Regions from separate parts of the Homo sapiens genome. Here region 1 is linked to region 2. Evidence: chromatin loops called from intact Hi-C (ENCODE). Cell type or tissue: dorsolateral prefrontal cortex. All regions are shown on one strand. Links, peaks and the distances in the headings refer to the core of each region. The heading gives the core; the rest is flanking DNA. Region 1 has its middle 140 kb from the start of MIR7158. Region 2 holds the start of SILC1 (sciatic injury induced lincRNA upregulator of SOX11).

Region 1 (11,588 bases), core at 3,317-5,816, 180 kb after region 2:
GTAATTCAATACTTAGATTTGGCCCTTATATGCTGTGTGATATTGGGAGGTTAGATAAGTCTTTCACCATTCTTAAGCCTCAATGGCCTCATAAACAAAATAAGAAACTATGAAAAAAGTCCTCCTAATATTCTCTTTTTATTAATCTGCTCTTTCAACTATGAAGAATTGCTATTGAGATGATCATGATCTCTGATAATTATTGCCGAATGGATTCCAGTTTGGACTCCAGGGCTGAGTTCTCTGGATGTGACTTCCTCACTTTTTAATTCTAAGAACCAAGTAAATGATGTGGTAATTACTTTGCAAGAAAAGTAACTTGTGTGTAGAAAAAAAAAATGTAGCGAAACTCAACCATAAAAAATAGAAATGTTCATTGGGGATGAGATGTGAAATTCTGCTCAATGAAGAAATTAAAAATGGACAAGAGCATAGTGGGTTGACAATAATATTTCTTAATATATACAAGTTTTGTGAATGCTTCAACCAAGAACTTTTAAGGTCTGTATTGCACATGTAAACCTCATGCACTGCAAAATTCTTTTAAAGGGTGGCTATAACTGATGTAATCTTATTGCATTTCTGGGGTCAGAGGTGAGTTTCTGTAGGTTTGGGTGGAACATTGCATTCTGTGGTATCTGGGACCCCAAGAGTTAAAAGAGCAGGACAGAGCATTATTTGAAGGTAAAAGCCAATGTTAGAAAAATCCAGGAAATACCACACACACAAGGGTATGCAAGGAAAACTCAGGTCAGCTTCTCAGAAACAAGAACGAGGAGCTGATTAGGTAAATCAAGTCAGAAATAAGTGAGAGTTGAGGAGAGAACTCTGGGTTGCATCCATCAGTTTTATGCCATATCTAACCTTTATTGGGTCTCGTTGGCTGCATTAAGGACCATTGGAAGGGTACTGGGCACAGTTTCACTTGAAACGAGAATCATACAGGTAGCCCAAACTGGACCTTTGCTGCTCACAGAAATTCACATTTGCCACTAATGCAATACAAGGGGAGGCTGAAAACTAAACAGTATTATTGATAATGACAGAAAGCTTTTAGCCAGGCTCTCCTATGCAATGATGGATATTGTTTATCATATTTTACTTGTTGCTTTTAAACTTTCCTTGTCAGAATGAATCATGGCTATGGGGAAGGAGACCAGATTACAGACAATGTAATTTGTCTCATAGCAATTGCCCCTCATCAAGAGGCATGAACAGAAGTAAGCAGCAGAAACTGGCAGGTTTTCTGGGGTTGGAAATAATTCTCATTGCCAAAATCTGTCATGGGTGCACCTGGATCCATTAAAAAACAAAAAACAAAAAAGCATGCAATCTGTGATAAGGATGATTTCCTTCCTGCATCAACGGAGTGGTGTTTCGGGTTTGACTCTTGCTATCTGGTAGATTGATAATGGAGATTAATTTACTTATCTCTTAGCTGCATAAATTAGTGTATAGAAAAAACATCTTGCAGCTGCCCAGAATCTGTCATTAAAGATGCCTTAGTTAGTCTCCCCTCTTGGGCAATGAAGTATGTGGAAAGACACATAGCATGATTAGCATATACTGCTTTTCTCTATCTCTCTTTATTCTCAAAAATTCTAGGGCAATGGATAGACAACAAACACGTGTGAACTGTTTAACAGTGATTCAAATTATTGCATTATTTTTTTCTTGCTTTGACTGTAACTAGATCAGGTTTGGCACCATACAGGTAGATTATGATCACGACAGATTCAATTTGCTTATTATTCCTGGCAGAAATAAAATAATTTAAGAAAACCTTGAGTAACCAATATTGATATTTTGATAAACACTTGACTTACTAATTATGATTCTGAATGTAAGACTAATTCTTAAAACAAGCAATACTAAACAAAACAGAGACAGTGATTTAGGTCTACGAAATTAACAGAATTAATTACCCACCAGTGGAGAGGGAGGAAGTTCTTTAAGGCACTCATTACGTAGTTCTGGTGGCAAATGTGACACAGTTCTAGTGGTGCAACTTATTTGTGAAATGAATTTTAAAAATTTATAGACTGTTTTGCCAGTTGTGTTACTTCTGTCACATGTTCTTGCTTAACACAAGCTGTTTAACTGCAGTCCTGACATGTTCATCTGAACAACAGTGTACCCCATCCTCACAAGGAGGGAGTGGATCAGAAGGCAATCCTCCAAGCCTTTGACTGCAAGTTTGCACTGTCCAGTCAGGGTCAGACCTTCAGGACCCTGGGCTTAGTTCACATTTATAAGCCTTGATTACCTCAACATGAACCCAAAAGTACACCCCTAAATCACAAGGCATTGTGGAGAATAAATGAATTAGTGCATGTAAAGTATAGTATAGTCCCTGGCGCAGGGTGAATCATCAGTAAATGTAAGCTCTTTTGATCACTGTTGTTACGCATGAGTAGTTGTGATGTAATAAGGATTATAAATACTTTTTACTAATAAACAAACAAAAAATAGGTAGAAAGATACAATTTGAATCGGAACCATGGGAATGAATGAGAGGGGGCTGTAATTAGATACAGAGTGCAGAATGAATAGAAAAGTAGGAAGTAGGAGAGAATTCAGGTTGGTATAAAAATGAGTAGAGAATAGAAGAAGGAGAATAAACGGCATGTATTGAAGAAACTGGGGCCTGCTTAATGGAAAGAATGATTCAGTTTTTGTTTCATTCATTGCCTAGACAGATGGCCACCTATCAGAGTGATCCTCTAAGCCTCTTTCCACTCCTTACTCATTCTTCCCTGCAAAGAAGAACTGAGTTAATCTTAATTGGTTGGCTGATAACAGGTTTGGGTCCTCTTTTCTTAATTGGTGAGAATCACTCTATAAAACTTTAAGCATTGAAGAGCTTAGACTCTTCCTCTAGTTCCTTCTGAGATAGGGGGAGACATTCTTCCTTCATATGGGTGTCTACTCTGCAGATCTAAACCTTCCCACTGAGTTTGCCTATTGGGCAATTTGAAGATCTGAATTTAACTCAGGGGAGGGGCATCAGGCAGGTAGTGCCAGCAAGCCCTTATGGTTATATGTTAACCAAATCTTGCCACCTAGCCTTCATTGGTAATAAATCCTTTCAACTGTCTAATTCCTGTATCTGTCCTTTATTTGGGTGCAAATGGGGCTGTGAGTTGGGATGTTAAACACTAACGAGGCCATATAGAATCCAGGGAAGAATGAGAACAGTGGGGCAGTGTCACTCATGTATGCTGAACTATTCAATAGACTTCACATTGATGGTCTTGTTTTACCCTCACAATAGGCCTATTTATTCACGGGAGAATCCGACACTCTGAGCTCAACTAAGTCATAGAGTTTACAGGCATTAAAACAAGGTTTGAGTCTAGAGGTTTCTGAGCTCAACTCTGCTTTTTCTGCTACACGTCACCTTTAATGTTAAATTAAGAATATTAAACTTGATGTTTATTTTTTCTAATTATAAGCATTTGTGTGTGTGACTATATTTCCAATTTCCAGCTAGATTTAAAACTAAACTCAACATCAGGAAAAGGGATAATAGTATCTGTCTATTCCTTTCCTTAGAAAGCATAGAGTTGTTTATGTACCTGAGCTTCTGCAAATACTCATTTTTAGTATGTTTATAGGTTATAGATGATTATTTTACATATATTTTAGGGATTTCATAAAATCATGTTTTACGAACTCCAAGATTAGTGTCAAAAATAAAACTGAAGCCCAGAATTGAATTTGTGCCAGAAACATAAAGGAGCTTAGATGGATCAGTCTGGATTTCTGCAACATCAACCTCCTAAAATCTACTCATCATGGGAAGATGTCTAGAAGATCAAACTCTTGTCAAATATAGTAAGTGTTGAGTAAGGGAAGCCAGCATTACTATGTTTAACAACAATGCTCATCTCTTGCAAACAAGTCTACCATGAAATGCTGTTTGGAAAATTGCTTTTACCACAAATTAGATTTTTATTCTTTCTTTATTTTATCTCCCATTCCAAGGCACTACCATATTGGAGACAAGTATAATAAGTATGAATCATCTGGGCATACAGTAATCACCGCGATATGTTGGTGGAGTTTAATGACTGATTAGCTATTTGGCTAAAAAGTCATCCTCTTTCTAAAGATTTGTCTTTTGTTTGTAGAATGTTTTTCTGTGTGTTTTCCAAATAATTTCAATTAGCCCAGCTATACAATTTAATCTTATATGAACCTTATGTGATAGCTTCTCTAGCCCCCTACTTATACACCCCCTTGAATTTCGTGTTTATTTCTTGCTGGTATGCATACAGGGGCATAAATATTTGCTGTGTCACTACCCTCAAAATACCATCCATGTACCATCTCAGTAGTTCTAAAACTCTACTTGTTCATCACTCTGTATGAATGTATTAGTAAGTTCATTCCTTTTTTAAAAATGAATCAGTATAAATGCTCCTGTCAGCTATGGTTTACCAGATACCATTGTTGTATCTGGTTACCTCTCTGGCTTCTAATTCATTTCTTTTTTTTTCATATTACTGCATTTCATAGTATCATCACTCAATAGCGAACCTGGTTATATATGTTGTTGAATCAGTTGTCCCAGTAACTATTTACTAAGTCTTAAGAACTTACCTTATGTGATCAATGTTGCCAATTTCTTTTTTTTTTTGCCTTAATAAACAGGCTTATTTTAAATTTAGCTGAAGTGAAGTAACAAGCATCTATCAGGGAGACATTCTCACTAGTTGGGTTACATACAACCATAACTATAAAAACAGCAACAAAATAACACACTATTTTTCAGCAAAAGGTAAGAAGTAAAATGTAGAAAATATTTCTAAGTTCAGAGAATGTGCTTTTCCTCCAACCTAAGTTACATCTGTTCCAACATGTCTTTCTCCATGATGGTAGAGGGCTGTATGAAGTGGAAGGACATCAAGGAGTTGCTTCTATACTCGGACTTCTCACTCTTCTTGACTGCCCAGGAATGGGCTACCACTGGGAAATTTGTCCCTTGAGGATACTTAGAGAGGTCAAATCTTTTTTTTTTTTCCCTACATAACTTAATCTTATAAAAGCTACAAATACAAAAGTTACAAAGATAAATTTATTTAAGTCAGTTCTTCCTTATGTCTCTTCCTCCAATTTTTTCTCTTTATTTTTTCCTCCATCCCTTCCGTCTTCTTTTCTCTATAACAAGAAATGTCAGATATTGTCTTACAGTCATTGTTGTCATTATTACTAGTTCTCAGTCTACTTAGTGGAGAACATCACTCACTTGGAAAAAGTTTCAACAAATAAAATAAAAAATAAATCCACATTTAGCAGTGATCTTCTCAGCTTTCAAAAGTAAAATGACACCTCAATGAGTTTTAAATCAATTTTTCTGTCTATAATATTTGCCCTATTGAAAGTTCATCATGATAAAATAGATTATATTTTTTAGATAATATAGTTGTGTTCAATTCATCAGACATTAAATTGATGAAAACTGTTGTTCTGACATAATATATATTTCTGATTATAAATGAAAATAAAATTTAAAACAAGTTGTTCTAAATATTAAGTCCTAGTAAGTGAGAAAAATCCCATTTATTTCTCAGTGTGAATTATCATGAACTGGACTCAAGTATATGAAAATGTGCAATATGATTGAGTTAATATTGCCAATTAGTGGGGAAAGCATGATCGACTCAGTAATTTATAAGACAAATGGTTATCCAAAGAAAATATAACACTTCACATGATTTGAATTTGTGTCCCCACCCAAATCTCATGTCGAATTGTAATCCCCATTGTTGGAGGAAGGGCCTGTTGGGAGGTGATTAGATTATGTGAACCTATTTTCCCCCTTTCTATTCTCATGATAGAGAGAGAGTTCTCCTGAAATCTGATTGTTAAAAAGTATGTAATACCTCCTGCATCACTCTCTCTTCCTCCTTCTCTGGCTATGTCAGTTGTGCCTGCTTCCCCTTTGCCTTTCAACATAAAAGTTTCCAGAGGCCACCCAGCCATGATTCTTGTATAGCCTGCAAAACTGTGAGCCAATAACCCTTTTCTTTATAAATTACCCAGTCTCAGATAGTTCTTCATAGCAACGTGAGAACAGACTAATACAGAAAATCAGTACCAGAAGTTGAGAATTGCTTCCTGGAATTGTGAAAGCGACTTGGAACTGGGTAATGCTCAGATGTCAGAAGATTTTGGAGGCCTCCAAAGAAGATGAAAGATAAGGCCTGGATGTTAGACATGAAATCAAAAGAGATTATTTTGGAGGTTTAAGATTTAATGACTGCCCTACTGGGCTTCACACTTGCATGGGGCCTGTAACCCCTTTGTTTTGGCTGATTATTCTCTTTTGGAATGGGTATATTTACCCAATTTTTGTACCTTGATTGCATCTTGGAAATATCTAACTTGTTTTCTATTTTACAGACTCATAGGCAGAAGTGACTTGCCTTGTCTCAGATGAGACTTTGGACTTGGATTTTTGAGTTAATGCTGAAATGAGCTAAGACTTAGGGGACTGTTGAGAAGGGATTATGGTATTTTTCAATGTGAGAAGAACATTAGATTTGGGAGGGGTCGGGGCAGAGTGATGTGGTTTAGATTTTTGTCCCCATGAAATCTCATGTCAAATTCTAATCCTCAATGTTGGACAAGGAGCCTGGTGGGAGGTGATTGAATCATGGGGGGTAATTACCACTTTGCTGTTATTATAATAGTGAGTGAGTTTTCATGAGATCTAGTTGTTTCAAAGTGTGGAGAACCTCCCCCTTTGCTCTCTCCTACTCCTTCTCTGGCCATGTAAGATGTTGTTGTTTCCACTTCACCTCCTGCCATGATTGTAAGTTTCCTGGACATGTCCGTAGACATGCTTCCTGTACAGTCTGTGGAACTGAGTCATTTAAAACTACTATTAAAATTATTTTCTTTATAAATTACCCACTCTCAGTGTATTAGCTCATTTTTATACTGCTATAAAGAACTGCCCGAGACTGGCTAATTATAAAGGAAAGAGTTTTAATTGACTCACAGTTCAGCATTGCTGGGGAGGCCTCAAAAAACTTACAATCATATAAGAAGGTGAAGGGAAAGCAAGGCACCTTCCTCACTAGGTGGCAGGAAGGAGAAGTTCCAAGTGAAGAGGGAAGAGACCCTAATAAAACCATCAGATCTCATGAGAGCTCACTCACTATCATGAGACCAGCATGGGAGAACCACCCCCATAATTCAATTCCCTCCATCTGGTCTCTCCCTTGACACATGGGGATTACGAGGAGTATAATTCAAGATGAGATTTGGGTAGGGTCACAAAGCCTAACCATATCACTCAAGTAGTTCTTCATAGCAATGTAAGAATGAACTAACACAACATTGAAGCTTTGTTTCATGTTATAATAAAAAATACATTTCAAATACATTAAAAAGCAACATTTAAACTTTTAGAAACAAATATAAGAATACTTGTAACTTTGGGGAAGGGAAAATTTTCTTAAATAAGAAACATAAAGAAAAAATATTTTAAAAATTGAGAAAAATTAATACATTAAAATTTACCAAGCTTTACATCAAAACTATGTGAAAATAAAAGCTACAAGTGTGATTAAAGCCTCAATCAAAGGAAAAAATGCATCTACCATAATCAACCTCAGAAATAAAAATTTATGAATAACTTGACAATGAATTTAAAATAAGTGTGCTAAAAATTATTGAGTTACAAGGCAATACATATAGACAATTAACTAAAATCAGAAAAACAGTGCATGAACAAAATAAGAATATCAACAAAAGAGATAGCAACTATAAAAAAATACTAGGCCGGGCACGATGGCTCACACCTATAATCTCAACACTTTGGGAGGCCGAGGCGGGTGGATCATGAGGTCAGGAGATCAAGACCACCCTGGCTAACACAGTGAAACCCCGTCTCTACTAAAAATACAAAAAATTACCCAGGCATGGTGGCGGGTGCCTGTAGTCCCAGCCATTTGGGGACTGAGGCAGGAGAATGGCTTGAACCCGGGAGGCGGAGCTTGCAGTGAGCCGAGATCGCGCCACTGCACTCCAGCCCGGGCGACAGAGCGAGACTCTGTCTCAAAAAAAAAAAAAAAAAAAAAAATACTAACAGAAATTCTGGGGCTGAAGGATACAATAACTAAACTGAAAAAATTACTACATGATTTCAACAGCTGACTTGATCAAGCAGAAGAAAGAATCAGCAAATGTAAAGACATTTGGAATTCTACAGTTACAGGAGAAAAAAAGTAGAACATATTAAAAATAAAAAACTGAGCAATTTATGAGAGAATATTAAACAACAAATATATGCATTATGGGATCCTAGAAGGAGAAGAGAGAAAGAGATAGAAAACTTTTTTAAAGAAATGAAGAGAGAAAATTTTCCAAACTCAGTGAGAGATATGAACATCCAGGTAAATGAAGCTCAGAGATTCCCAAAAGGTTCAACACAAAGAGGACTTCGCCAAAAAATATTATACTATGTTTGTATATTATACACATATATAATTATGTACATACATATTATAATTTATATACATGTAATTGTGTACTGTACATATGTATACGTACATACAAACATAATGTATACATATGTTTGTATGTACGTATACATATGTACAAACATAATTATCTGTATGCATATAATGGAGAATTTGAAAGTGCCAAGAGAAAAGCAAGAGAATTTTGAAAGTGGCAAGAGAAAAGCAAGCTTACACACAAAGGTAGCTTCATAAAATAATTAGCAGATTTCTAAGCAGAAATCTAGCAGGCCAGGAGTGAGTATTACATTAAAAGTGCTGAAAGATTAAAAACTAAAACAAAAAAACCCCTGTCAACCGAGAACAATTTACCCAGCAGAGCTTTTGCTCAGAAATGAAGGAAGTAAATACATTACCAGACAAGCAAAACTTGAAGGAGTTCATCACGACTAGATGTGCCTCACAAAAAAATCTAAAGGCAGTTCTTCAACTTGAAACAAAAGGAAAATAAACAGCACCATGAAAACATATGAAAGTATAAAACTCACTGGTAAAGGTAAATATATTAACAAATAAAAATACTATAATACTCTCATGGTGGTATATAAATCAGTTTTGATTCCCATCCAAAAGTTAAAAGACAGAAGTAATACAAAATAGCCATAATTATAAAAAAGGTATAACTGATTTTTAAAGTGATAAATTTAAACACATATTGGATGATTATAGCATATAGATAAGTGAAATGAATTATACAAATGTCATCAGGACATAAGAAAATATTGGAACTACTCAGTTACACGGTATCTGCATATCACATAAAGTGGTATAGCATTATTTAAAGATGGGCTTAGATTAGTAGAAAATGTATATGTGAACTCTAAGGCAATAACTGAAAACATTTTTGAAAAGAATAATTGTTATGCTGAGAAAGAAGAAAAAATGGAATCATAAATGCTCTACTAAAATCATAGAAGTCAAAAAAGAGGAAACAAGATAAAAAGTATAAGAAAGAGAAAACAGTTATAAAATTACAGTTATTAATTTAAATATATCAATAATCTCTATAAATGTAAATTGTATAAACTCACCAATTAAAAGACAGAATAATCAAAGATGGAAACAGGAGCCAACAATAGTTGTCTTCAAGAAACCTATTTTTAATATAAAAACTCATCATAAAAGTAAAAAGTGGAGAAAGGTATACCATGCTAAAATGAATCAAAAGTAAGCTGGAGTACTTACATTAATTACACATAAATCAGAATTCAGAATGAGAAATGATGAGGAATAAAAAAGAGTTTAAAAATGTTGAGAGATATATTCTCCAAGAAGACCTTACATTTCTTAATGTGTATAAACCTAACAACAGAGTCAAACGACATGAGGTAAAAACTAATACAACTACAAGAAAAATATAGACAAATCCAGTCTTTCAGTTTAACATTTCAAAATGCTTCTTTCAGTAGTTGACCTGTTAAATAAGAATATAGTTAAACTAAATAGCACTATCAATCAACTTGATGTAATTGATGTTTATAAAATACTTCATTCGACAGAACGCACATTTTTCTTAAGCTTGCATAATGCAGTCACCAGAATATACCAAATTCTAGATCATGAAGCACACTTTAACATATCTAAAAGCACTGGGGTCATACAAAGTATGTTCTCAGAATAAATATCTTCTCCAAATTAAACTAGAAATCAAAACAGAGAGGTAGCTGGGAAATTCCAAAATATTGGAGATTAGACAGCATATTTATAAATAACACACCAAAGTTTAAATTTTTTGAAAAAAAGAAAATAAAAATAAAACATCAAAATTTGTGCGATGCACAAAAGTACCCAGTGTATTTATGTTTTTAAATGTAAATATTAGAAAAGAAGAAAAATGTAAAATTATCAAAGTACCCTTCTACCTTAGGTAACTAGGATAAAAAAAAATTTAAGCCTAAAGTAAACGAAAGAAAAGAAATAAAATTAGAGCATAAATCAACAGTGAACTTGGTGAAATTGTGACATTGATAAAATGAGAAGAACAAGAAAATAAATACAACTCAAAAGCCTACTCTCTGAAAAAAAATTAATGAAATTGGTTGTTCTATAACTTGGCTAATCAAGAAAAGAAAATGGAAGACACTAATTACCAATATCACAAATGAAAGAGGTGTCATTACTACTGAACATATGGTGTCAAATTATAATAAAAAATACTTTGAACAACTAAACATCAGCAAATTGTATAAGTTAGAAGAAATGGAGTAATTCCTTGACAGATACCAAGTGTCAACATTTATACAAGGAGAAATAGATAATCTGAATAGACCTATATCTCTATTAAAGCAATTGAACTAATAAGTAATAATTTTCCCCTGATGAAAGCACTCAGCCCAGATGGTTTTCCTGGTGAATTCTACCAAATACTTTAAAAAGAATGATACCAATTGTTCACAATGTGTTTCAAAAAACGAAAGCAGATGGAGCACTTTCTAACTCATTTTATGAATCCAACTTTCCCTAATACCAAAACTAAATAAAGATAGTATAAGAAGGGAAAACAGTTCAGAAATACATCTTACAAAAATACTAGGGGGTCCTGGAACCAATCCCTCTAGAATATTTCTTCAGTGTGTGTCATTTCTTTCTAAAGGAAAGGGTGGGGCAACTTTACAGGTGAGAAGCCTGACAAACACCACCTCAATCAAGTGATCAAACTCAAATATCATTGATGAAAAGTAGTGTTAGTGGTACGTACCCTTGATATGATGTGATAACGATGACACTTTACCTCCATGGTCTTCTGTACAAAAAAAAAAAATCACAATCTAATCATTAAAAATATATTTACATAAGTTCAGCCATTGTGGAAGACAGTGTGGCGATTCCTCAAGGATCTAGAAATAGAAATACCATTTGACCCAGCCATCCCATTACTGGGTATATACCCAAAGGATTATAAATCATGGTGCTATAAAGACACATGCACACGTATGTTTCTTGCGGCACTATTCACAATAGCAAAGACTTGGAACCAACCCAAATGACCAACAATGATAGACTGGATTAAGAAAATGTGGCACATATACACCATGGAATACTATGCAGCCATAA
Region 2 (11,588 bases), core at 4,363-6,862:
CTTTTCTGAATCTGCCTTGGAACCCTTGAGGAAAAGCATGTCCTGTGTCCCTCGGAAGGCTGCCCTGAGCCTGGATGCCAGTGGTGGCAATGGACACGCAGGCAATTACTGGATGAAAGATGAGGGTGGCTGGGTGTGAGCAGGTCACTTCCAGGGCAGCACTCAGCTTTCTGAGCCAAGATACCAATGCCGAGAGGGCTGTTGTTCTCTACCCAGCACCCAAATCTGCATTTTCCCTCCCCCTGTCTCCCAAAGGGAACACTGTGGCTTGCTTCTATTTTAGTAAAGGGTACATTTTGCCCCAGGGAGCCCCCATTTCTGAAAGCACGGGAAGTGGGATACTGGGGACTTTCCCTGCAGTCCACTCGGATGGGTCATTAGGAAGGATGAGAGTCCCATCTAGCACTGGGAATAGCAGCCACTCACAAAAACACCACACGGGCTTGCCCTGTCTTCACAAGCACAACCTCATCTATGAATAAACCATTTATGTCTGCAAAAGGGAAAGTCAGCAGACTGAAATGAAGGCCTTCATGATGATCCAGTTTTATTTAACGACGAGTAAATATATTGTTCTCTTTTTTTGTGATTTTCTGAATAAGAATTTTTCTTTTCTCTAGTTTATTTTATTATAAGAATACCATATGTAATACATATAATATGCAGCATATGTGCTAATTGACTTTGTTATCAGTAAGGCTTCTGGTCAAAATAGGCTACTAGGAATTAAGTTTTTTGGGGAGTCAAAAGTTATATGCAGATTTCTGGCTGTAAAAAGTTTCAGGGAGTTGGCACCCCTGACCCCTACATTGTTAGAGGGTCAATTATAAATGAAATATCCAGGCAAATTCATAGAGAAAGAAAAGAGATTATTCGTTAGCAGGGACTATTGGGGAGGGTGACTGCTTTATGGGTACAGGGATTTTTTTGAAGGTGATGGAAATGTTTTGGAACTCAATACTGCTGATGGTTGCCTGCACATCGTTCTGAGTGGATTGAATGCCACTGAATTGTACCCTGTTGAAATGATACATTTTATATTTTGTGTATTTTGTCATAATAGTAAAACTAGTTGTAAGGGCTTTCCATATTTGAATCTAGCTTTATTTTGTTAGTCAACAAACTAACCGTATTGATGTTAAATTAAGCTAACAAATTAACTTTCTTTATTTTGATTCTTCCATTCCAGTGCTGTCCTCCACGGTCTTAACAAACTGAAATGCTCACACTTCAAAGAATAGACATGTGACTTCTTATCTTCATTTCTGCCCTCCTCTGCCTGGCTAATACTCACTGGTGCACACATTCATATTCCAAGACTGGACTCATATCACCAACTCATGAAATCTTTTTTGAACTACTCAATATAGACTCTGTGCACCCACCACAGTTGGGCAACTTTTAATCCAATCCATTATATTGTTTAGGTACTAAACATGGGCTGCATAACAAACCATCCCATAACTCAGTGGCTTAAACCAATAATATTTCTTTTATTCACAAATCTGCAGTTGGGGCAGGGCTTGGTGAGGATAGCTCCTTTCTGCTCCAGTTAGCCCCAGACAGAGCAACTTGAAGGCTGGACTTGCGTAAAAGCTCATCCACTCACATGTCTGGTGGTTCATGGGGCCATTGGCTGTGGCCTCAGCTAGCACTGCCAGCTGGGATGCCTACACACAGCCTAGCCATGTGGCCTGAACTTTCTTACAGTATCCTGGCTGAGTTCCATGGTGAGCCCCAAAATAGAGAAAACCAAGCAGAGCCATATTAACTTTTATCTCTAACCTCAGGAGTCACATGGCTCCATTGCTGCCACATCCTATTAGAAGTGGGTCACTCAAGTCAACTTAAGAGATGAGGTGATACAGACCCTACTTTTTGTGGAAGGAGTGTCAGAGAACTGATGAGCATGTGTTAAAATCACCACAAATACTCCCTGATCTCAGACAGGTGGACCCACCCTGGACTTCCATGGTCCTTCTCGCTTCTACTAGAATGTTCTTCCTGTCTGTCTTCATTCCTAGACTGTTAGCTGCATGAGACTGTATCAACTTTGCTCAATATCATATCAGTAGGTAGCACTGTACCTAAATGTTTATTGCATAAATAAATATTTTCTTGCACCCAATTGTTTACTAGATTTTCTTTGCCTATGGTTGCCTGAAGACAGGAATTGTGTCTTATCAAGCTCCATATCCCCAGCACAGCCATGGTGGTGTCCAGCACAAAGCAGGAGCAGCAGTTATTTGTGAAATAAATTAATACATGCATAGATGGATGGCTGGATTTGTTAGCTAAGAATATATGTATATTTGTGTGTGTAGGTGGAAGACTTTTTATCAGATAACCCCAGCAAGGACAGAAATTTAATTTTCTTACTTCTCTACATTCAGGGCTAGGAAAGCACTTACAATGGAATAAGTAGTCAGTATGTTCATTCAATTTACTAATTAAATGAATAAATAAATGAATTTGTAGTTTGCTCTTTCCTACAGAACTAAATTGAGACATATTAGTTGTCAAATGACTGCAGCTTATATTATATTTAACGGATTCTATTGTAATTTGATATTTTTTTCAATGACCAAGTTGTTTAGTATTAATTCTGACCTAGTAATCATACTAATGTAGTGATTCTCAAGTGGCATTGATTTTGCCACCCGAGAGATGTTGAGCAACGGCTGGGGAGATTTCCGGTTGGCTCAACTAAGAGGATGTTACTGGCATCTAGTGGGTAGAAGCCAGGGATGCTGCTGAAATCGTACAATGCCCAGGTCAGTCCCCCTACAAAGAAGAATGACCCACTCACATATTTCAATATGTGCAAAGGTTAAGAAACACTGGATGAAAATTCAGGGAAACAAAGACGACTAAGACATTGCTTTTGTCACTAAGAGACTCACAAGAGAAATAGATAGGTAAATAAATATAACAGGGTGACTTAAATGTAATAATCTAAATGTGTAGAACAAATAGAGATGGAATAGGGTGGGAGTCATGAACTCACCTGGACTTCACATAAAAATTCTATAGAAAGGGGAACAGCTTGTGCAAAATCATATAAAAAAACGTAGACTGAAAAATATACATTTAATAATGCCGAGAACTAGTAGGAACTGATTAGAAGGAAATGGAGATCCCCTTTACCAGGGAATGAACACCTAAGATGGACATTAAGGCATCTTTTGATATCTGTAAAGGATGTTCAGCACCGCAGCCATCTTATTAAACATTTCAATGTAAATTTTTGATTAAATGAATGACAGATAGATTCATAGGGAAAAGGAGGCTTTACTTTATTTTAATATTAAAATAGAAAACCTCTAAGGCTGGCTGTGGATCCTGACTTTTCTTGGGAGGTGAGGACCCTTCTGTCATCTACATGTTCTCTTCCCCTCATCAATTTATTGCCTCTCAGCTTTAAATCCACCCTTCTCGCCCTGCTGTGAAATCTTGCAGCTGGGCCCTGTAAACATTTCCTCTCTGTCAGCTGGTAGAATGTTAGGCTTTCTCAGTAGAGATCAGTGGTATCATCCTGAAAGGGGCTGATGGAAGAGAGACATTTTCCTTCTAGGTTTCCGTCCTCAGTTGTTGTTGTTGCTACTATTATTACTATTCAGTGTGGGGTATATGTGATGTACATATCAATACGTATTTTGAAGACTCATACTTTAAAACTTTTTGTAATGTCCATGCACCAATAAAAAGTTGGGGCCAGGCACTATGGCTCACAGTTGTAATCCTAACACTTTGGGAGGTCAAAGTGGGAGAATCTCTTGAGCCCTGGAGTTTGAGACCAGCCTGGGTAATATAAGATCTTTTCTCTACAAAAGAAAAATTTAAAAGTTAGCCAGCTATGATGGTGTCTGTAATCCCAGCTACTTGGGAGGTTGAGGTGGGAAGATTGAGCTGGGAAGTTGAGGCTGCAGTGGGACATGGTTGCACCACACACTCCAGCTCAGCTAACAGAGTGAGACCCTGTCTCCAAAAAAAAAAAAAAAAAAAAAAGTTGTAGGTGAGAGATTGAAGACAAAAAGACCAATCTCTATTGCCCTCCTATAAAGTCTCTTTTCAGTTTCTACTTTCTGTTTGCATTCGCCTTTATTTTATTTAATTTTATTTTTAGTTCCACAGGTTTTTGGGAAACAGGTGGTGTTTGGTTACATGAGTAAGTTCTTCAGTGGTGATTTGTGAGATTTTGGTGCACCCACCACCTGAGCAGTATACATTTGAATCCCCCTTTAGCTTGGGCAATTGACATGATGAATTACTTTGAGTTAGACTTCCTGGTTCCTGGATTTAACACTAACCACATCTATAGCTTTGGGCAAAGTATGTACATTTTATGCATTGGAATCACCTTGTTTTATAATTGAGAGTATTTTAAATTGTTATTAAAAGGGAATACACTTTACATAGTGCCCTGAAACATGTAGATGATATAGAAAAAAATGTTTTAGAGAGTACTCTGGCATACAGTAAGTGTTCAATAAATTTTTTTTTCCCTAAGCCAAAAATCTGTCTTCTAACACAGAGATGTGGCCTTATCTTTGAAAGCATTAGCAGGACCCTGTTACATGAAGACTATGACTCCTACACAAATATAGTAAGTACTGCATATCCAGTACTGGCCAACTAGTAAGTTAGTAAGATAGTTGTGGTAGAATTAGGACCATTGAATAGAGTAATAATAACAGTTAACATTTATTGTGCAAAACCATAGATGAAGCAATGTTCCAGCTGGTTTTGCATAAATTAGCTCATTTAATTCTTAACAGCGACGCATCAGCTCATGTAACAGCAAATGTTCTCCCATCTTGTAATCGGGGATACTGAGGTGTCTACTCTGTAGAAAATTTGTCCGGGTCACAGAGCTAAGAAGGGGCAGTGAGGATTAGAAGCCTGTGAGTCTTCAGTGGTTCTAATGGCTGTATTATACTTCCTCTAAAAACCACAGGTATATGTGTTTTGGCTTAAAAATATATATTAGAATGGTGATGCTGGGAAGGACTTTGGCAATCAACCAACCTAACTGCTTGAAAGCCGGGGAGCTACTCACGTCCAGGCACCAAGTAACTTGCACAAATCTTTAAAGTTAATTTCGTGTTATTTCTGGAACTGGAACCCAGGTCTCCAGGTCTCCTTAGTCTCAGTTCTATGCTCTTATGTGTCTCTTGCATTCTTCCAACGACATGATTAATATTCCAATGTGCATTATTAATTTCCTACATGGTTACTTTTTTTTGTATCCATGTCTCCCCAGTCAACTATATCCTTTCCATATGAAGTCTTAAAGTCATATAAATTAAATGAGAACAATGTGTTATACAGGAATAAGGGAATAGTTGCTAGATTTTTTTTTTTTAAAATGATTTCAATCGATAGGTATTTACGGAAAAACACTAGACTCTTTATAAATATCTTTATGCTTAAATATATTTTAATTGGCAGCACTAATAAAAGAGAAGGACTTCAACAGAAGCCTTGGGATTAATAATTACTTTGCTAAAAATGATGAATTCTTGGCTGGCATGTTTACAGGGGTTGGGCTGTGAGTCCCTGAACGGCTGGAACCCTGGCAGAGAGGAGCCCGGAGTGTGGGAAGAGGGGCATCACAGAGAGATGCATCCTACAGAGACTGGAGGACTCCGAGCTTGGGGAAGAGACAGTTAAACCTTCCCCGTGAGAGCGAGTTATATCACGCAGCGCCAGTGCCAGGTCAGCAGTCTGGCTGGAGCTGGACCGGCTGGTGGCGCCAGGCAGTGCCAAGCACCCCTGGCAGCCCTGCAGAGGGTTCTCAAATCCAGATTTCATTCTGCAGTCCCGGCAGTGTTTTGACGACTGCCTCACTAAAGGAAGCTAAAAGCTGTGCTGATGCCTCCCAGACGAGCCTCGTTGGAAGCACAGAACCTTCACGGCTCGGAGCCGCTGACACCGTGACAAAGGGAGCCCTGCTCAGGTGAGACAAGGCTCGGGGGTTCAGATGCTGGTCGTCTGGTACAGGTCTCTGCCGTGTGCATGAGAACAAGTCCGTCTGCCAGGCTGGACGCTGCTATCAGACAGATTGATTTGCCGAGTGTCTTTCAGCATTTCCCTAATTCCTTTTTGAAAAGCAAGAGCTAGGCTGATCATGCACCTGGGTCATAAAGCCCACTCTAAAATCAGGGAGATGGCTTTAGAGAGGATCCAGCCAAGGAGAAAACTAGGTCTGACTCTCGGATGTGTCAGCAACTGCCCCGAGTCTGCTCAGTAGGTCCCCAGAGGTGATTCCTCTCCATAGTCTGTGAACTCATCATGGAATGCTGGCAATGGACTATTCCACGGGGTCTGGAGTGCTGAGTTCTAGTTCAGAACCTGTCCTAGCGGCACCAGGAAGCCCTGTGGTGTTGGGCAAATCACATAACCTCTTGGTGTTTCTGTTCTTTATTGAAAAAGATGGTTATGTATTTGCCATGACAGGTTCAAACTCCTTAGGGGTAAAATTGTGCCCTATTTACCTTTGTTTGCTGAGTCCTTGGCACAAGGCCTGGTGTTTGACACACCTAAAAATTACCCATGGACTCTGTGCTTTGGGACAGAAAAGGTGATGACAAGATGCAGGTGTAAACTTGGAAAGGCCATGAGATCTAGGTTATAGTCTCAGTGAAGTCAGCTACCCATTCAGAGCCCTGTAAAATGAATACAGCCATGTTTTGTGTTGTGTGATGACATCAGTGCAGATGTGAGCCAGACTTAGGCTCATGGTGGGCACTTCAGCAGGTGCTAGCCCTGGTGGGCTTAGCTTTGTGTATGTCAGACCCCAGTGACAGGTCTAAGGGTTGGAGAGGAGACCGGGAGTGATGTCAGGCTCTGGGATGAGGGCGTATTTGGAACAGTATGGCTGAAGCCCTGTCATGATGACCAAATTGTTCTGATGACTCTGAGCCATTCCCCAGTTGGAGTCAATCTCCAGGATGACTGATCCACTGGGCAGAGTCTGGTGTTAAGAGACAACACGGTGCTCGCAGTCAGGCAGATGTTCTTGTTTCAATACCAAACAGATACATCCAGAAGGCAAATAGAATGGTCTTAGCTTCCTGATTAAATCTCACTTGCCTCCCCCACTGCCTTGGGGGCCCTGTTCGAGCTTCCTCCTTTGCCTGACCGTGTTAATATTGGAGGACGTGATCTCCATTCTCTTGCTGCTATATTCCCTTCTGGCCTTATTGTGGGAGATGCCCTGCTTCATTGCTTCCGTGACAACTATTGCTTGTATTTTTCTGCTTGCTTCCCGATATTTCTCATCTTCATGCCTCTGCTTAAGCTGGGCACCCTCTCCAGTGACCTGAATGACTTGTATTCATTGTTTAAGGCTACGCTGCGCTCCCACTTCCTCCAAAACGCCTCCCCCTGATCTTTTAGGTGTTTCTCTCCTTGTCCTGAAAAACACCCAGCATTGTATCTATTACATAAGATTGTACTGCTATTATCTACACCCTGCCCCATTCATCTGTGCTCCTTGAAGGAAGGGACTGTGGTTTCACATCCTGATATATCCAGAGTCTAGTGCAATGCCTGGCTCACAGGATGGAGAACCTTGTCCAACTGTGGGGAGGAAGAAAGAATATCCAATTTCTGGGAAGATGACAATTTCTGGGGGCTTCCAAGAGTTTCATGGTCCTCAAGAAGACTGTGGCTCTGGTTGACAACAACAACCAGGAAACCAAAGTAGAAACCCAGAGCCCAGACACCAGCACTGGGGGTCTCAGGGAGGCTACAGCTCAAGGGCTGGGGGACATGGGTGCTCTGGGCTCACTGTAGGGAGAGAGATTCCCACAGTTGAAGGCACCCAGCTCCTCCAGGGCACCAGCCTTGGTTTGAGCTATGCTGGATGGGGCGGAGGCTGAACCTTGGTCTCACAATGGAATTAAGATTGAATGGTGGGGTGGACAGTGAGGTCAAACACTCAGTGAGGATCAGTTGCATTGTTAGACTATTTATTCCAGCATTGATTTGCTCCCAGATGACAATATGTTGTTTTAGGATTTGGGTAATTTGCACAAAGAGGTTTTTAAGGCCCTGACTTCGTCCTGGTGTAGACAGTGAGGAGATCTTCCTGGTGGAGCCTGGGTGCATGCATGCAGTGTTTCTAATTAGTCATGCAGCAGGACGAGGAGGACCACAGCCTCCATGGTTCTTCCTGTTGGATGTGACCATCCTTTGAGCAGAGATTGCTACAAAGGCAAAGCTGGAACAGCATGGATGCCTAACTGCGCCCATGAGGCAGAGTCTTTGAGTTGTGACCGACACATCTCACACTAGTTTAGGCAAGAGAGGAAATGTATCGGGTCAGGTGACCAGGAAGATTAAACACAACTTTGACCCAGCTGGACCCATGGGCTGAATAAAGTCAACAAATATAAGTATTGTTTTTTGTTCATTTTTTCTCTACTTCTCAAGTTTGCTTTTTTTCTGAATTTTCTTTCATACAAGCAAACACTCTCCATGGATTGTCAGAGAGAACTCTGACAGTTCTCATTAGTAACTCCAATGATAAAAGAGGACCCCTTTCCCTAGAGTTCTCGCAAAATCCTCAGATCCTTTGTTGGGCCTTGTTCGGCTCACAAACACATCCCAAATACAGCCCTGGGGTCTGGGGATGCAGTGTTCTGAGAGGCCCAGCGTGGGTCAGTCCCTTCCCTGGCCCTGCCCCTGCCCCATCCCCATATGAGAAGTGCATGCAATAAAGCTACAACTCAAGCTGGCAGGGCAAGAGGGGAGCTTAGAAATTATCTGGTTGACTTCCCTCATTTTAGGTTTATTAATTTGGAAAAGGAGTAATGCCATGAATATTTTATGTACTTACTGGTTACAATTTAGAGAATTAAAATGAAAATAAAAACCACGCATAATCCTCTAACGTTTAGATGTACTTCTGATCATTTGATATTTTCCCCAAATACTTTAAAAGTTATCTACATCATTTGAAATATATTAATATTTTGGAGCTCCGAATTTACCTTAACCATTTTTCCTTGTCATTCACTTTTCAAAATTATTTAATGACCTTCCTTAGCACGAATATATTCATTTATCAAAATTCATTCAGCCATTCCCCTAGTATCAATACCTTCTTTTTAGGGGTGAAGAAATTGAGGTCTAGAGAAGGTAAGTGATCTTCCAAGATTGGCAGCAGAGCTAAGACAATCTTGTTTATACCTTATTTATCAAAGTTAAATTACCTACCTAAGGTCCTTATCTCTCTCTATATATAGATAGATGTCTGGAAGACATGGAAAAGTGATTCCATTCTTTTTTCTTTTTGGTGGCTTTAAAAATTGGCAGATAGGCCAGGCATGGTGGTTCATACCTGTAATCCCAGCACCTTGGGTGGCCGAGGAGGGCGGGTCACCTGTGGTCAGGAGTTCGAGACCAGCCTGGTCAACACAGTGAAACTCCGTCTCTACTAAAAATACATAAATTAACCTGGCATGGTGGCAGGCACCTGTAATCCCAGCTACTTGGGAGGCTGAGGCAGGAGAATCGCTTGAACCTGAGAGGCGGAGGTTGTGGTGAGAGGCGGAGGTTGTGGTGAGAGGTGGAGGTTGTGGTGAGAGGTGGAGGTTGTGGTGAGAGGCGGAGGTTGTGGTGAGAGGCGGAGGTTGTGGTGAGAGGTGGAGGTTGTGGTGAGAGGTGGAGGTTGTGAGCCATTGCACTCTAGCGTGGGCAACAAGAGCAAGGCTCCATCTCAAAAAAAAAAATTTGTCAGATAAGAAAGAGAGACGTATTTGATCTGAGTAAAACGCTCCTCCCAAAATGAGGCCACCTGAAGCCCTGATGAGAAGTTATCCTCAGAGGAGGAGCCAGTGTAGCAGGTAGAAGTTGGGTTAGTTACCGGGGGGTGGGGGGAGGGCATCAGCAATGAGCTTTTCTACATTGGCAAAGATGGAGAGCATATTGACAATGCACACTCTTCATGAAGGGCCACATGTAGGTGCTGCCTCTGCCTGTACATTTTCATCCATTCCACAGATACTGATTGCTCCCCTACTCTCTGCCAGGCACAGTTCTAGGCACTGAAGATAAGCAGAGAAAAGATAGGAGCTGTGCTCCCAGGGAGCACTGCTAGGCATGAAAGATGGCACAGAAAATTAGATAAAGAAATAAATGAAGAAGACAAGATGGAGACGGATGTTAATTCACATGGTGAACAATGATGAGGACTGGAGAGTGTTGGATTGGGACTAAGTTGTTGAAGTGGCTACTTAGGAGGTGAAGATTGGGTTCAATTGTGAAGGAGAAGATGGGCCGGGAGAGAGAGCATCGCGAGCCAGGGTGAGCTGGTTCAAAGGTCCTGGGTTAGGTGGTGCAGGGCTTGTTTGAGGAACAGAAGGAAGGCCAGCCTGTGTGGCCCATGGCTGAGCCTAAGAGGAGGGTGTGGAGTCAGCCTAGACTGAGGCCAGGGACAGGCAGGGCCAGGTAAGGGCTTGGTATTTCTTTCAAAGTGTTCCGGGAAGCTCTGGGGAGTTTTCCAGCTGGGTAGTGCCATGCTCTCGTTTCTACTTGGGAAGATCACACTGGCTTCTCTGAAAGTGCAGATTTTATGGAGCCAGGAATGGCAGCAGTGAGACTGATGAGGAGGTTATCGTCAAGGTTCAGGCAGAACACCCTGGTGCCTTATACTGGCTTGGAAAAATCAGCTGGGAGGGGCTGCTTGGAGATCAGGCCACAGGTCACAGCGGAACTGAATGGGCCTGGTGTTGGGGTGGTGAGTGGTGGCCTGTTTAGGGAAAGCGGAAAATTAAAGAGAAGCCTTACAATTTTTTAAACATATGAGAATTTAACACCCAATCTGTTTTTCCTTCATTTTTTACTTCATTCAGGAGGAAAAGTAGACAAGAGGGAGAAATTGAGATTCAAATAATCCAACACTCAGGCAGATTGCCTGCTAGCATGCTTATCTCTCATCAGCACAGTGAGGGAGGGGCCTGTGTCACTTTACAGATGAGGCAGAGGGTCCCGCAACTCCTTAAGGGTGGAACTAGGATTGGAAACCACTCCTCCTGGCTCCTCTTTTCCTGCCAAGAGCGCTGCACCAGCTCTGGAGGAAGCCTCAGGAGAGGTTACACAAGTCTCAGCTGCCTGTGGTATTTGAGTGGCCATGGAGGATGGAATTTATGCTGCTGGAATAACTAGAGCCACTGCCCCTCATCTGCAGAGAAGACACACTATCTTGCAATTGCAGAACTCCTGTGCCTCGCTTTCGAAATTGGTCATAAGCTGGAGGCTGATGTTATCTTTCCTCACCCTTCAGACCCAAGTTCCCCAACTCCTCTCACCGCCCCCAACCACCGCTTTAATGACCGGTAAACAAGCAGCTAAATGCACCATGCACTGAGGGGCTCCAGCGAGGGGAGGAGGTGACTCTTCTGAAGAAGGGCTCCACCTGAGTTACTGAGTCAGCGAAAAGGCACCTTTATCCAGGCCTAGAGCAAAACGCAATCAGCCTTCACAGGACTGGTTTCCCAGCCATGAGCTTGGGGGACAGGGCTGGCTGCAACGGGGGCTGCCAAGGGCCCAGGTTCTGTGCTGGAAACAAGAGCACTCTG

Evidence for each region. Peaks named below come from ENCODE experiments on the same cell type or tissue, not always from the same donor. Only the 100,000 strongest peaks of a DNase experiment are listed, where the experiment ranks them.
Region 1: it touches region 2 in a loop (2.4-fold over the local background); 1 of 110 quality-filtered maps calls a loop at or near these places.

Annotation. Positions count from the first base shown.
Region 1 is chr2:6,110,732-6,122,319 of GRCh38, forward strand. No RefSeq gene overlaps it. Among named protein-coding and RNA genes, the nearest start is that of MIR7158, 140 kb to the left of the region's middle. RefSeq lists an enhancer at 2,988-3,489. In dorsolateral prefrontal cortex, for the core only: no CTCF peak of the experiment used is centred there; no DNase peak of the experiment used is centred there.
Region 2 is chr2:5,926,963-5,938,550 of GRCh38, forward strand. SILC1 (sciatic injury induced lincRNA upregulator of SOX11) reads left to right here and starts at 5,725. Exons shown (of 2, transcript NR_026832.1): 1 at 5,725-5,959. In dorsolateral prefrontal cortex, for the core only: a CTCF peak has its summit at 5,742 (motif pointing right); a DNase peak (open chromatin) is centred at 5,759; H3K4me3 peaks cover 1,662 bases; H3K27ac peaks cover 1,872 bases.